Linked DNA regions of Homo sapiens: regions 1 and 3 are each linked to region 2. The links are chromatin loops, found by intact Hi-C in ENCODE. Cell type or tissue: ascending aorta. All regions are shown on one strand.

Region 1 (5,000 bases), 79 kb after region 2:
TGGGTTTCAAATAAAAACTCCTCCTGGCTAAATTGTGAGTACCGTGAGTTCACAGGGATACATGTTTGTGGATTTGCGCTCATTCCTGATTTAAACCCCTTAATATGCACAGGCTCAGTGTGCAGTGCACTCACACACACACACACACACGCACACACTGTTGGTGCCCCAGGCTTACAGGCATACACATTTCTGGCTGTAATGATTCAGATGCCATTAATCCAAACCCGCCAGGACAGTTGCTCCTTTGATGTCCCCTTGGGGGAACATTCCAGGAGGTCCCACTCTTACTGATGTGGAACTCTCTGGGGGTCAGTGAGCAATGAGGACATGTGTTGGGGGTTGGACGGGAGAAGAAAACCCTGGGCTCAGGCTCCATGAGGAAAACAGATCTGACTTGAAAAGAATTCAGACTTTCAGGGGTTGCAAAGCTTTCAAGAAGCACAACAGACTTCATTATTGCCAGGCTATGAGGACCTTCCTTGCAGAAAACAGGACAACTGACACCTCATTGCAGGGCTGAGCAAGATACTGCTTGCCCCCCACCTCAAGTTCTCCCCATAATAAATGGAGGAAATTCATCCTTTCTCTGCCTCTCAACCATAGAACCAAGTCATTCATAGACTTATTGGGTCAAATAAGAACAGCAGAGGAAGCTAATGCAGGGATGAAATAAATCATGCTTGTGTTTTTTTGTTTTGTTTTGTAATAAGGTTTTCCTCGAGCTTCAGGAAAGTCAACATCCCAAATAAACAGAACTTGCCAAACAGATATTTCAAGGTGAGATAATATGTATTAGGAGGAGAAACTTCCTAGTGAATATAGGAAGAAATGCAGTTTGTAAATTTCAGCTTTCCAAGCAACTTTTCCAACATATATATATATATATGTTGCATAGAACCGAGTACACAAACCTGTGATTAAGTAATAATGGTAAGATTATAGCAATTGGCATTGCACTGATGCTAAGTTTATACCATAACAATTAGTCCTCAGATGTGATTTAATAAAGGAATAAGCACATATTTAAGAATGGATCTAAGAACAACTTAGAAAGTAATCACAAAAAGTGTTCTGGGATGGAGCCATAAAAACTGGGCCAATAAATCTCAGCCAGCCAACCAGACATTCTGTTATTTGATAAAACTAATAATGCAAAACTTATTGCAATAGCAGAAACGTCATAAAAATGTAGTAAAAATAAACAAGCACATGGCTCTGGCAGAAGAGCTAAAAACAAGCGTGGAAATTGAAGACATCAAAGTATAGCCAAGAAACATCTTGGCAAGTGGGAGCAGGCGACGTTCACATATATTAGTGGAAAATGTTAAGGAATTTGGGATTTTTTTTTCATGTTTGAGCAATATTTTGGGAAGTGATATTTCATACATACTTGTCTCTGTACCAAGATATTTCCCCTCCCAAGATTATTTTGCAACGTACTTGACTGGTGAGGTCTGTTACTTTTATGATGCCTTTTGGTAGAAAGATCTGAAATTTGTACAGCAAAGGGGAGAAGGCACTAAACGTTATTAAGCCTCCTACTCACCACTTTAGCTGTATTATCTCAATTAATTCTCAAAGCAATCCCGAGTGGAAGGAAAGCGTGTTCCTATTTTACGTAGGAGGATGCTGCAGCTTTGAGAAGTTGGTCACAAGTGTCTGGAAACTGCCACCAGCCCGGAGAGTGTTCGCTTCCCCATAGTGTGTGAACTTTTTCCCATATCCCTCCTGTATTCAGGTTCTACCACGTGCCCCTGAGGGTCTTTCAAGGATTGACCAGGCAGGGGATGGGAGGAGATTCAAAGGTCAAGGTAAACTCTGCTTCCAACCCCAAGTCCCCCTTTTCATCACTGTCCCATGAAAAACTCCTGCACCTCCCACTGCCAATCTCGCCCACGGCAGCTTGGAAGCAGGAGGGGGAGGCTGGCCTCCCTCCCTGGGGCTCTACTCACAGTCTGAAGTCTGCTGCCCAGCCTCGGCAGGCACGCACAGCTCTGCACCTCCTACAGCCACCGAGTACCGGAAGCTGGCCAGTCAGGGATGGGCACACGTAGGCGAGAGGGGGGCCTGCTTCGGCCTCTGGGCACTTATCAGAGGAGGAGGAGGAGGAAAAAAGCTGTGTTTTGGATCTGAAAGGGTTACAGGGTCTGCCCAGCCCCTGGGATGGCAGCCAGCAGGGGAAGTGGGGAAGCTGTGAGGAGAATAGCAAGTTTCTCCTTGCAGGGACCCTATTCCAGCTGAATGCAGCCTCCTCGCCCTTAAATCCAATTAAAGGCCGATATTATGTCAGTGGAAATGTATGCCAATCCTAATATAGTCTAATAAGCCTTAAAATAGCACTCTGTAAGTGGAAAGCCCTGTGGTTTAATTTGATTCGCAGCCTAATAACAGGCTTAATAAGAGGGAATTGGCCCCCTTTTATTTTCCAACTGGTCTCTGCATGCTCTTTTCTTCTTTTCTTTCTTTGTCTCCTTTATCTCTTTCTCTGGAACTCTGTGGAATGACCAAGAGAGGCAGGAGTGAGCAGGAGGTGGGCGCATCTTCCCCCACATTGCTTCCAGCTCAGAGGCCTGGTACCTGCTACCTAAGTGTGGTTCTGGGATGTGGCAGGGACTCTAGGTCCTTGGCTGGGTCCTACATGTGACTTGACTCATGGTGCACATGGACAAGGTGCTTCCTGTTGGCTTTGTTGCCTTCCATTGTAATGGAGAAGGTGGATGGGAAGTACCTCAAAGCAGGTATCTTGGGCATGCACCTTTGGATGAGAAAGGACTCATCGCTTTCTTCCTGGGCCTTGGGTCTCCCCTCCCAGGAAGCTGGAGCCAACGGCCATTCTCACACACCCTCTGCTAGAGATGACGGGGTGGCCAGCCATGGGCAAGTCTTATCAACACAATCTGGAAACTGAATCCGCTTTATGGAACTTTGAATCAATTCTTTATAAGGACAAAGGATTCTCAAACATTTAAAAAGCAGAGTTTTTGAATTTAAAGTACTCTTAAAAAACAGCTTTAATGAGATATATTCACATTTGGTATAATTCACCTATTTAAAGAGTACAAGTCAATGGCTTTTGCAATTCAGTAGCTTTTACTATAATTACAGAGTTGCACAACCATCACCACAATCAATTTTAGAACATTCTTATTGCTGCAAAAAGACAGCTCAAATCCCTTAGCCATCACCCTCTCCAGCTCCACATGGCCCCCAGCCCTAGGTAGCCACTAATCTATCTTTCTCTGTACATTTGTCTATTCTGGACATTGTGTATAAAAGGAATCTTATATGTAGCCTTTTGTGTCTGGCTTCTTTCTTACTCAGCATAATGCTTTCAAGGTTTAGCCACATTGTAGCATGGATCAGTACTTCATTCCTTTTCCTTGCCACTAATATTCCATTGTATGGATATACCACATTTTATTCACCCATTCTTTATCTGATGGACTTTTGCATTGTTTCCTTTTTTGGCTATTCTGAATAATGCTGCTATGAACATTTGTGTATACATTTTTGTCTGGATATATGTTTTCATTTGTCTTGCATATATTTCAAGGAGTGGAATTTTGGGATCATATAGTAAATCTATTTCACCACTTGAGAAGGTGCCAGGCTGTTTTCCAAAGCAGCCACCTCACTTCCATTCCCACCAGCAATGTGTGAGGGTTCCAATTGCTGCACACCCTCACCAACACTTGTCATTTTCTATCCTTTACTCTAGCCATCCCAGCGGGTGGGAAATGGCATCTCCTGCTCATTGACGCTATGATTTGCATTTCTCTGAATGGAGTTAATGTATTCTTTTATTTTTTTATTTTTTATTTTTATTTTTTGAGACAGACTCCCAGTCTGTTGCCCAGGCTGGAGTGCAGTGGCACAATCTTGGCTCAATGCAGTCTCCACCTCTGGTTCAAGCAATTCTCATGCCTCAGCCTCCCAAGTAGCTGGGACTACAGGTGCGCACCACCATGCTCAGCTAACTTTTGTATTTTTTAGTAGAGATGAGGGTTTCACCATGTTGGCCAGGCTGGTCTCAAACTCCTGACCTCAAGTGATCTGCCTGCCTCAGCATCCCAAAGTGCTGGGATTACAGGTGTGAGCCACCGCACCTGGCCCTGAGTTAATGTATTCTTGATCTGAACTGGTCTGCAAGTTAATAAACAATTAACTTGTGAACAGAATTTAAACCTCAGCTGTGGTGATGATTAACCAGATCATCTTGAACCCCTTACTTATCTGAATCTTAACTTCTGGATTTGTGAACAGGAGGTTGGGATTTTGAAGATTCACTCAGAGAATGTGGGGAACAGCTTACAAAGGGGAGGGCTGCAGCACACATTCATTTCCTTCCCTTCACCTGGTCCTAATGTGTATGCCTCCATTTTTGGGATGGTACAATGGGAATGATATTTACTCCTGAGCCATCAATTTTGCAACAAGGTCAGAAGAAAAAATATACTTAAAAAAAAGGACGGTGATGATGGGTTGAGTTGGGACAAAGGAAAAGGGCATTTGATGGCAAGATACAGAAATTGGAGTTTTATTTTTTTTTATTAATAAGAAGCAGCAAGGGGTGAAAAGCAACAGGATACCCATCCTCAATATAAGAGGGGTTATCATGGGGAGGAGAGTGACCAGCTGTTCCTGATCTCCACGAAGGACATCAGAAGGGGAAATGCATTTAAACTGTGGGAAGCAGCCTGTAGCTTCATTATTAGGATGAGCTCCTTTACTGTCAGGGTCGTGAAACATTGGAATGGGAATTTATCAAGTTTCCTGTCCCTGAGGGCCTTTCCAAATATGATCAATTACATCTAGGAGTGGGAATGAGATGCCCTGAGGCAGCTCTGTCCAGCACAAAAATGCTGCAATTCCTGGCAGTGGCCCCCCTTGGTAGCCCTCCCTGTGTTGGCTCCCTGCACACACCAGGCAGGGTTGCAGCCACTCCTCCGACCCCACCAGCCCCCTACCCCCACACCCTGTTTTGGCTGGACCCAGTT
Region 2 (5,000 bases):
AACAATGTACTGTACTTGTTTGCAGAGATGCTGCGGGAAAAAAATGCTAAAAGGGACTCGAAAGGCCTAGGAGTTTAGGCAATGTCATTTCTAGTGGTGTGTTTCTGGAAAGATCCTTTACTTTTGGGGGCTTTGTCTATACGATAAATGAACCTACTTTAGAGGGATGTTGTAAAAATTAGATGAGATTTTTTTCACTTTTATTCAAAAGTGAACGCACTATCCAAATGCAAACTGCTTTTAGCAATACTGTTTTCTTAAGAGATGTTCCCACAGCCTCCTTCTTACCCATTCCCTCAGTTTTTCCATCTGTGAAATAGTCCTTCCCCACACCCCATCAACAAGCAGACCTCCTCCCCTTCTCTCCCTCACGTTAGTGAAGGAAGAATAATAGATGTGAAAATCTTTGAGTTCCTTGGAACCAAGGAGTGGGATAAATACCCTATATTGATTATGATGATTATATCTGGGACTAGAAAAATATGATTGCCTGGTTGCCAGTAGCAACCAGATGGCAATGCAGGAGTAGGAAGTTGAGCTGTGTTGTGTGGAGAGCTTCCCTGAGCACAGAAACACATTTATTTTCTTCTTTTTCTCAAATCCCCATTCCTGCTTTCTTGGACTGGCATTCTTGCTTTTGGGAGACTGGTCACTCATAAACGGGATTCGAAGGGAGTTGCAGAGAGGACTAACTAAAGGCTTCTTAGAGAATGCCACGAGTGACTGGTGAGTCGTCCGTCACCAGTTCTGGTACCCCGTTAGATGCAGGGATGGGATACCCAGCTTCTTGGAGTGAGGAGGGTGGGCTGTAATTGGACCAGGGAAGAGAAGAGACTACTATTGTGGAGAAACACAGAACCTCCACGCAAAGGAAGACAGAGGAGCCATCTAAAAAGGTGTGGGGGAGAGCTCATGACAGAGGCCACCAGTAGGCAGTATGAGGAGGGTCTGAGCCTGGTTAAAACCACTTCCACCTAAGCAGAAACCAAGGTCTCAGGCAGGCATTGATTATGAGAGGCGAGGTCCTATCCTCGTCTCAGGTGTGAGCAACCGTGTCTCCAAATTCCAGATTCCTCTGTAGCACTGGGCTACGGTCTGTGCTGAACACACATTATCTCACGTACCCTTATTTAACTGATGTCCTTATTTACGTAGTCACATGGCCAGGGAGCGCTGAGGCCAAGACCAGAGCTCATGGCTGCCTGGATGCAGGGCCTGTGCTCTCTCTGCCAAGATGCTGATCATGTTCCTAGCAGGTCAGAGGCCTAAATCGTGAGCATGAGGGTTCCCAAAAGTGAGCCCTCTTGCAGGTCAGATGTCTTGCAGGTCAGAGGTCTTGGCTTGAATGCTGTGACACTCCTGTGTTCTAAGAAAGAAGGCATTTAACTTCTGAGTCACGTCTTCCCCCTCCCTTCCTCCTTCCCTCTCACAGTGTTGGGGCTATGAGTTTTCTGTTGAGCACATTGACTTGCCTGACAAAGGTCCCCACATGGGACTGCACATTTCTGGTTGTTGGTTTTCACTAGCTGGCTGAGGAGTGACGAGGAGGGTGTATGTCAGCTTCCTGAGGATGTGGTGTGTGCCTTACCACCCAGGATTGGGAGGGGGAGAGGGGAGGTGGGGAGTGATTGTGGACTGTGGTCAACTACCCTTCCACCTCTCTGGCAAAAACAAGCTTCTCTGGCCTGACTGGGACTCCTGGCCAATGGACAGAATTTGACCAAGATTAGCAAATTTCTATTGAGAATCTGCTCCATGCAGGGCACGAGGGTAAGCACTTCACATGTTTAACCACATCTCAGCTTCACATGGACCCTGTGAGATGATGACTCCATTTTATTGCCTCGGTTTTACAGATAGGGAAACTGGGTTCTAGAAAGGACTGATCATTTACAGGGAGTAAGTGCTGGAGTTGGACTTGAGCCCAGTTTATCTGATTCCCGGGTCTACACTCATAACCATGAATCACTTTACAAGTCCCACCTCCTCCCGCTGGCCCACAGCCACTCTTCCGCTTCACCCAGCGGTGTGGCCGAGGCTGCTGCTCCTGTCCTAGTTTAGGGTTTCTTTAAAGAGACTCCTTGCTTATCCAGTCCTTATGTACTCTGCCACCATGTTCACTTTCCTAATCTCATTGCCACCCAACCATCTTTGCTCAGAAGATTCAATGCCTCCTACCACCTACAGATGTTTAAACTCTTTTGCCTGACTTTCTTGGCCCTCAACAATCTAGAAACAGCTTAACTCTGGGTTGTTAGCACTCAAGCTATTACTCCTCAAGAGGCATGAAGACTGCAACCTCAGCTATGCATGTTCTTATAGACACCATCATGCCTTGCTAGTTGTTCTTTCTGGCTGGAATTTTTCTCTCCTCTTTCTCTGTGCCCCAACTGTGCATACCCTAATCCGACTCATCTTGTCAGGCTTAGCTCAACTGCCCCCTCTGTCATTGGCCCTTTCTTGGCTTCCTCAGCTGGACCTAATTCTCCCTCCTCTCTGCTTGCATAGGATTTGATCTGCCTTGTGCTACTTAACCATTTCCATCTTGCACATTGATTTACTAATTCACTCAGCATTTCCTGAGCTTCTCCTGTGTGCCTCATGCGGTGCTGGGTGCTGGGTGCAGAAGAGGAGTAATGTCCCTGCTGTCAGGGTACTAACCGCATAGAGACTTGATGTCTGTATGTGTCTGATATCCTGTGCCTGATTTTCCTCTGGCATGATGCCAGAATAGGCATTCACTCAATATGCTGGTTTTGAATGAATGAAGATACTTGGTACTCCCTGTTGCTAAACGGAGAGGCAGTAGGAGAAGACAGTGGTAAGTTAGGTTGTGCTGCATAGAAACTCAGGATGTTGGTCTCTTATTACCTCATATGCCACAAATACCCTCTGCATAGAGAGGGGCAGATTGAGACGCAATTCCTCTTCCATATTCTTCTGGGGAGGGATTGTTTGCCCATCTAGGGAAAGCTGTCATCCAGCTGCCCACTCTGCTCCTGGGGACTGGGTTCTCACAGACGTCAGAGGTGTCTTGAGTAAACCTCGTAGGATGATTTCCTGAGGGCTTGCATAGTTGGTAATAGCCTGGCCTACCACGGCAATGTGACCTAGAAAAGACTGACCATCAAGCCTTGTTCTAAATACCATGCTGGGTTTATGGAGTCAAGGAATGGTTAAACTCTGGGTGTGGAATAATCAGAGAAGCACAAAGTCTTCTAGCAACATCCTAGAGCAACAGTCGGCAAACTCCAACCCATGGACTGGATCTTGTTTGCCACTTGTTTTTATAGCTCACAAGTGAAGAATGATTTTTATGTTTTGAAATGGTTGAAAAAAATCAAAAGAACAATATATCATGGCATGTGAAAATAATATGAAATTCAAGTTACAGTGTCTGCAAATACAGTTTTGCTAGAACACAGCCATGCTTACCTGTTTATATATTGTCTGTGCCTGCTTTCGTGGTGTGATGGCAAAGTTGAGTTGTTGCTACAGAGATTGCATGGCCCATAAAACTTAAACTATTTATCTGACCCTTCCTGGGAAAAGTTTGCCCATCTTTACTCTAGAGGGCAAAGTTCTTCCTATACCCATCCATTTTGGTCAAGAAGGTAGAATTTCCCAGCTGTCCAGTGGGTGGGACCAGTGAATTGTAACCCAGGGACCAAAGACAGAAGTTAAGGAGCCTGCACATGGACAAAGTGTTGGCCTGGGGCTTGGAGTCCTGAGTTCTGTTGGCTTGGGGCAAGACCTTTTCTCTCTTGGTCTTTCTCATCTTGACAATGAGAAGTTTGGGCTGCATGATCTTGAAGGGGGACGTGGTTCTGTAGTCTACATGGCTATTCCACAGAGAGGTCTGCATTGCATGAGGACTTTCTGAGCCGTCCTTTGAGGCCCTGAGCTGGAGGCAGCCCCCAGCTGACCAGCAGGCAGACATAGGAGTGCCTTTGTCCTTCCCACTCTCCTTCAGGGTCTAAGCCCTTGCACCCCGAAAGCTTTCCAGAAGTACCATCTTTTCCTCACATTGGTCCCTGTTTGGACTCAGTTCAGCCTTTTTCTTTTCCCCTGAAGTGCCTGAGATCTAGGAGAACTGTAATTATGTAATTCTTCCTCGTTATCTTTTCTAATTGTTCTCAGAGCTGTTTCCTAAACTGATTGGAAACAATTGCAGACAGGGAATGGAGTGGGAGGTAGGCGAGGACCTGGAGGCTGGCCAGAGCTTGGCCGTCTGATGGAGGCAGTGTCTTGGCAGTGGTCTCAAGGACCGGGACAGAGGGGACCACCGGGAGCCAGGCTGCCCCATACGGTTCCTGTGTCTGAGTAGCAGGGGTAGCAAGAAGGAAACACTCACTGAGGTGTTGGAAGCTTCGGTTTAATCACCCCAAAATAATAAATCTCCCGCCTGCTCTCGGGCCCTAGAGACCCAGCTGTTTTCCCTTTCTCTGCTGACACTGGTAGAGCTCCCTGGGGATTGCACCAGGCGCCAACAGGGAGCAAGGTCCTCGCCTCCTGGCATCGGATTGTTTGTGCTTTCTTAACAGAACAAAAATTGCAACTCTTGAGCCATCCATCACCCCCAGAAAGCTAGGGAGAGCCAGATGGGGAGAGCATAGGGACTTCCCACTGATTTCAGCCTGAGTGGGTAGAATGGGGTCCCTGCTATGAGATCTTTGGGAAAGCATCAAAGGTGCTGGCTCTTTGGGCCAGAGCCCCAGGAAAGGGACCCTCCTGGGACGTCCCCGCTATTAGGAATTTGTCCCTTCACTGCAGGGTTCTCTGGTGGGGGCAGGCAGAAGGCAGCTCATGCAGGGCACTTGGGGTACATGGGGCCTCCCATGTCACCTGGAGGCTTTCCTGCAGTGTCCCTTGGTTTCCCTGTCTGTGCCGATGTCCTCCCCTCCCCCATGCCTCGTCTCACCTGCTTTGCAGAAGCATATGGGTTTTCTAGCAAGGGGAGAGGAGAGGGGATGTGGAGGGGATGCCCACCTTGCCTGTTA
Region 3 (5,000 bases), 150 kb before region 2:
AGCAGCTGGCCTGGCATCGCTGGTTGCAGAGTTGGGAAGATATGGCACGATTGGCCCTCCCCAACCCTCATGTGCTACCACACACCTCTGTGGACTTCAGGCTTCGAGGGTCCCTGCTCTCTCTGGACTCCACAAGGGACATCTCACATTTGTGAAGGTTACAGTCAGCAGGCGTGCGTTAGGAGAAAGCCCTTTAAAAACAGAGGAAGAATATAGGGCCTGGCCAGGAAAATAGGGCCAGAAGGAGAATGGAGCCAGGCCACAGAGTCCTGGAGGCAGACACTAAAGTGGAGAGAGGTCACCTTGGGCCTAAGCACTGTCCTCAGAATCCCTAAGGCAACTGTCTGCGGCTCTTTCTCTGCTTTGCATAGGCACTCCTGTCCCTTCATTCTTCTTCTTTGCCTCTTTCTTCCCTTCTTCTCTCGTCCTAATCCTTGTATATGCCTTGGCCCTGCTGATAGCTTGCAGGCTCCACTGAGCTCTCTGGAAGCTGCTGAGGGCACAGGAGAGAAGGTGATGCGAGAAGTCCTCAAGGAGAATGGTGTGGAGGGAAAGTGGACGATCAGCTTTCAATCACATCTCGCTTCTAGTCTCTTTTTACTCTACCTGCCATCTATAGGAAGCATCCTTGGGCCTCCCTCCTGCCCTGTGGTGTAGCACGGGTTAGGATCAGATGTAGGGAACACTTTCAGCACCACTGGGCCTGGTGCTTGGTGGGTGCAAGGACTCACCCTGGAGCCCCATTCAACCTCACCTCCAAAAGGCTCTCTGGCAGAGGCAGGTGCCAGACAGCTCGTGAAAGTGAACAGGACTCGGCACAACTTTCTGCCTCTCTCTTGAATGTCTCTGATGGCCAATACTCTGGAACTGAACTGACGATGGCCCATCTTAAGTGAGTGCTGGATTTCAGTATTCTGTTTGTGGATGCTTTCAAGCCTCTTCATTGGGTTTTCTCATTTCTGTGTAACACACTGAGATGTACTAAGAGGTTTAACCCCGGAGCTCTGAAGGGAGTGACTGGCAGGACATCTATTGGTGCCCAGTCCTGCCCAGTATGAGACTATCATGCATCAAGCATGCCCCACTTTGTCCTTCTTATTCTACAGCCAAGTGGGCTCAAATAATAAGCTTAAGAGGTTAATGAGGTCAAGGTCAGAGGAATGATATCTTCCCTGCAAATCACTGTGTTTATTATCTGCTACTGCATAACAAATCTCTGGCATAAAACCATATCTTATCTCTGCTCCATGATGTCTGGGACCTCAGTTGGAAACTTCTGAAGGCTGAAATCATCTGAAGGCTTAACTGGGGCTGGAGGATGGGCTCCTAGGGTGGCTCACTCATGGGGCTGGCAAGCTGGCACTGGTTGTTGGTGGGTAGCTCAGTTTCTCAACACATGGCAGGTCCAAGGGACTAAAGAGACCAAGCTGGGAGCTAAAATGTCTTTTTTTGACCTAGCCTTGGACACTGTCACTTCATGGTCACTTAAGTCAGCTCTGATTCAGCATGGGAGCAGACTGTATGAGGGCATGAATACCTCTGGTTGAGAGTCACTGGGGCCATTTTGGAGGCTGGCAACCACAGTCACTTAGAACAGCTTACACTCAGACCACCTGGCAACCATCTTGTAAATGTGTTACCAGGCAAGAGCATTCAACCCATCAGCACGAATCCATCTTCATCACAAGGAAAACAACTTGAGGCCTTTTCTGTTATGTGCACCCCAGTCAGAGGGGCCAAGTGACTCATTTAAACTACTTAGCCAGTGTACTAGGCAGTGCCAAGAGAGAGGTGCCATGTGGGAGACGTGAATTGTATCCAGTCCTTGTAATGCAGGCATACTACGGGACCTTGTGCCTCCCAGGACTTAACCCCAAGAAGGGTTACACTGAGGTATTTCTCCTTTCTTGTTGTAGCAAGACATGGCTCTGGCCAGATCTGGGACTCTCTTCTTTCTGGCCAATGGAGTTAAGTCACACCCCCTCCCTCCCTCCATCTCCCCTTACCTCACAATATCCTCTAACTTCTGGTTTCTGCGGTTAAAAAGACAAGTTTTGTTTGTTTGTTTGTTTGTTGTTTTTGTTAGTTGAAAGAGAAGGAAGCATTCTGGAGAGGGGGCAGTGGATGAAAGGGTCTGGGGAGGAAGGGGAGTAAGACTTGGACCATGGGAGGCATGGGAGTTATTTTGGTGCCCAGAGGATCAAGATCCACAGTGTGTGTGTGTGTGTGTAGGAGGAGAGGGGTGTCCTCCCCACCTAAACACCAACCCCCCGGTGTGGCTTGGAAAGCCATGGCACGGCAGCAGAGCTTGCCATGTCCAGCAGTGCAGCCGGGTGGAGGTGCCCTTGCAGAGGGCAACCACAGAGCTGGCAATGCAGAGATGTCCTTCCATCAAATGGCTCATGGGCAGTGGATTTCCAAGAGGGTACTTGTGGTGAATGAAATGGTCAGACTTGTTCCTAAGCACACCCACCAGTGGCGGTCTCTGACATAATGGGAGGAGACAGGGAGGGGTTTTTCAGTGGTGGCCAAAGTTTTATCTGAGCAGAAAAGGCTGGGAGTTGAAATTCGGATGTTAATATCTCTGTGCTGATTTGCACCCACATGCTAGGGAAGCCTGGAACAGTTGGGTCTACTGAGAATACCCAGCCACCAAGTTCAACTTACTAGTAGGCCCTGTGGTGACACAAGGATGTTCCTCCCCTCATCTTCCTTGAAAGGCAGTCACTTCTCCTTTCTGTTTTACTGTTCCATGGTCCAGTCTTGAAGACAGAACCCTTGGCTTAGAGGTCCACTTAGTCCCTTAGGAGACAGATGGAAGAATAAGTTAGTTTGAATGGACTGAGAATCTTGAGAGCTGCTGCCCATCCCTCGAAATGGCAGCATTCAAGGAGGATGCAGATTAAAGGCTGCTGGAGTGTGCTGTGGACATGTGGTGACACATGCAGAAAGCAGGGGCCAGAGGGCACCCTGGCCTCACCTGTGTCACTGCGGAAGGCTCCTCTTGCCTCCTCTGCTGAGCTGTGGGATACTGATGATATTCCTGCTGTCCTGCAGGTGGCGCCACAATTTAGGTTTTTAAGCTGCTGACTGCCTGCCTGTGGTTTTTCTATCCAGTGCAAGGTACAAGACCCAGCCATGGGGGCAGCTCTTGGGGGAAAGAAAATGTCTCTCTAGCACCACCAGGCTCTGGTGATTTATTTAACGAGCAAATCTGGCTTTTATCAACTTAAATAGCAGCACTGTTCCTAGGCTAATAAAATGGTGGTAGCTAAGTGAGGGGAAACTTAAGAGTTTCTTCTCCTCTTTCCTATTAAACTGGTCCTTTTATTCAGCTGTGGGAGATGAACCAATACTTTTTCTGTCTAAACCCAGCAATAAACCCCAACCCAAGTCCCACAGACATAGCTTCTTTAGAAAACAGGACTCTCTGAAGCAATGTGCCATTTAGCTTCTCCCTCTTGTGGCCATGGGTCCAGACAATGACATAACCAGTTTCACGACCAGGCAAGAGGTAGAGGGAGTGACTCACAGAGCCATTGTCAGTAGGGGACACCTAGATGGTCCTACTTGTGTCTCCCTTAGCCCTCACCAAGGGAGAGGGGGTAGAGGAGGTGTGAGAGCCAGAAGATCTTGTACCTAATGCAGAAACACATTTTGAACTGTGGTAAGATGCTGCTTTTGCCTGTGTATTTATTCTTGGGGTGGGGACAAGATAGCAGAAGGCCTACCCTCATTGTATCATTCTATTTGAAAAAAATAAAAAGATACATTCATCTGGAAAGCGACTCTAATTCCCTACATGTGTTTTGTACCTACCTTAGAGTTTCAAAGCACATTAATAAGATGGTATGTCCTTTGAATGTCATTGCAACTCTAAGGGGCGAATGTGTCAGGTGAGAGATGAGGTATCATTGAGAGGACGTGACCCGCTCCAAATTGTAAAGCTGGCCAATGACAGAGCCAGGAGTAGGACATGTGTTTTCTAACTTCCAATGTAGAGGCCCTACTCATCCCACCCCATTCCATTCTCCTAACTTAAGGGAGTCAATCCAATGGGTCATCACTGAAAAAAAAAAATCCTCTACTGCAGCTAATTTGACCCTTTCTACTCCTCCTTCCGATAATATGATAACTGCCCCCTTTGGTATGCCTTTTACCGTGTTATTCAGTGGAAGGCAACCGGGGAAAGGCAATTTGAGATATGGCCCCTGGCCCCATTAACAACGGGAGAGCTCGCTGGGCCCCTCACCTGCCCGTGGCTGGTCCAGCTTTTTGCTGTGTGTCTTCCCTGTCATTTGGCTCTGTTATTACTCTTCAGGCACCACATGGCATTCATTTCTTTGAATGAAAATAAATGACACCACACACTAGGCAGGAGATAAAGAATAATAAACACATTTTATTTGCCACCTCTGGAAAAAAAAAAAAAAAAAGGTCTTTGACTTCCCGTCCATCCATCAGGAAATGGGCCTGGAACTCAAGCCATATTCACACACACACGCACACACACACACACACGCACACACACACAAATACAACCGATATGAGGAGGAAAAAGACAATCAGATTGTATTAAAAATACATGCTAGAATGACTGAGAATTGAGACAGAGTTGTTTTCTCACCTTCCCCCCTTCCTTTCAGCATTTTATGACATACCCTGAAAGCTGAGTGGCCAACAGAAGTTTGAAAGGAGTCTCCCCCGCGCCTTTAATTGAACGATATTCCTTAAGTAACCCATTAGGGACTTTCATGGGGCTATCCGGGCTGTCACTTCTGGAAATGGGCCGTGATGGACCCATGCAGCAATTTTAAAAGGGACACCTAGAAGCAGTGTCAGGATCAGGTGATGCAAACCTTACATGGACCTTGGGGTGACAGGGCCTCCTTGGATTTTGTATCCTCAGTGCCCGGCTGGCCTTGTGCTAATCCCAGTCTTGCAGAGAGAGGCATTTGGCCCTGGGCTTCCTCCACCCTGGAAGGATGTTCAAGAGGCAG

Evidence for each region. Peaks named below come from ENCODE experiments on the same cell type or tissue, not always from the same donor. Only the 100,000 strongest peaks of a DNase experiment are listed, where the experiment ranks them.
Region 1: a loop joins it to region 2, with 2.3 times the contacts of the local background. A loop is called at or near these places in 2 of 110 quality-filtered maps.
Region 3: a loop joins it to region 2, with 2.7 times the contacts of the local background. A loop is called at or near these places in 3 of 110 quality-filtered maps.

The regions. Positions count from the first base shown.
Region 1 is chr7:132,349,337-132,354,336 of GRCh38, reverse strand. The region is part of intron 3 of PLXNA4 (plexin A4); the gene reads left to right. PLXNA4-AS1 (PLXNA4 antisense RNA 1) reads right to left here and starts at 2,003. Exons shown (of 2, transcript NR_199030.1): 1 at 1,956-2,003. RefSeq lists enhancers at 1,444-1,978, 1,979-2,514. In ascending aorta, no CTCF peak of the experiment used is centred here; DNase peaks (open chromatin) are centred at 1,219 and 1,966; H3K4me3 peaks cover 1,293 bases; H3K27ac peaks cover 2,247 bases.
Region 2 is chr7:132,427,935-132,432,934 of GRCh38, reverse strand. All of the region lies in intron 3 of PLXNA4 (plexin A4), which reads left to right. Among named protein-coding and RNA genes, the nearest start is that of PLXNA4-AS1, 78 kb to the right of the region's middle. In ascending aorta, no CTCF peak of the experiment used is centred here; DNase peaks (open chromatin) are centred at 1,432, 1,964 and 4,475; H3K27ac peaks cover 2,308 bases.
Region 3 is chr7:132,578,960-132,583,959 of GRCh38, reverse strand. It overlaps a transcript of PLXNA4 not described here. Among named protein-coding and RNA genes, the nearest start is that of PLXNA4, 5.0 kb to the right of the region's middle. RefSeq lists a silencer at 2,988-3,157. In ascending aorta, a CTCF peak has its summit at 3,045 (motif pointing right); a DNase peak (open chromatin) is centred at 3,059.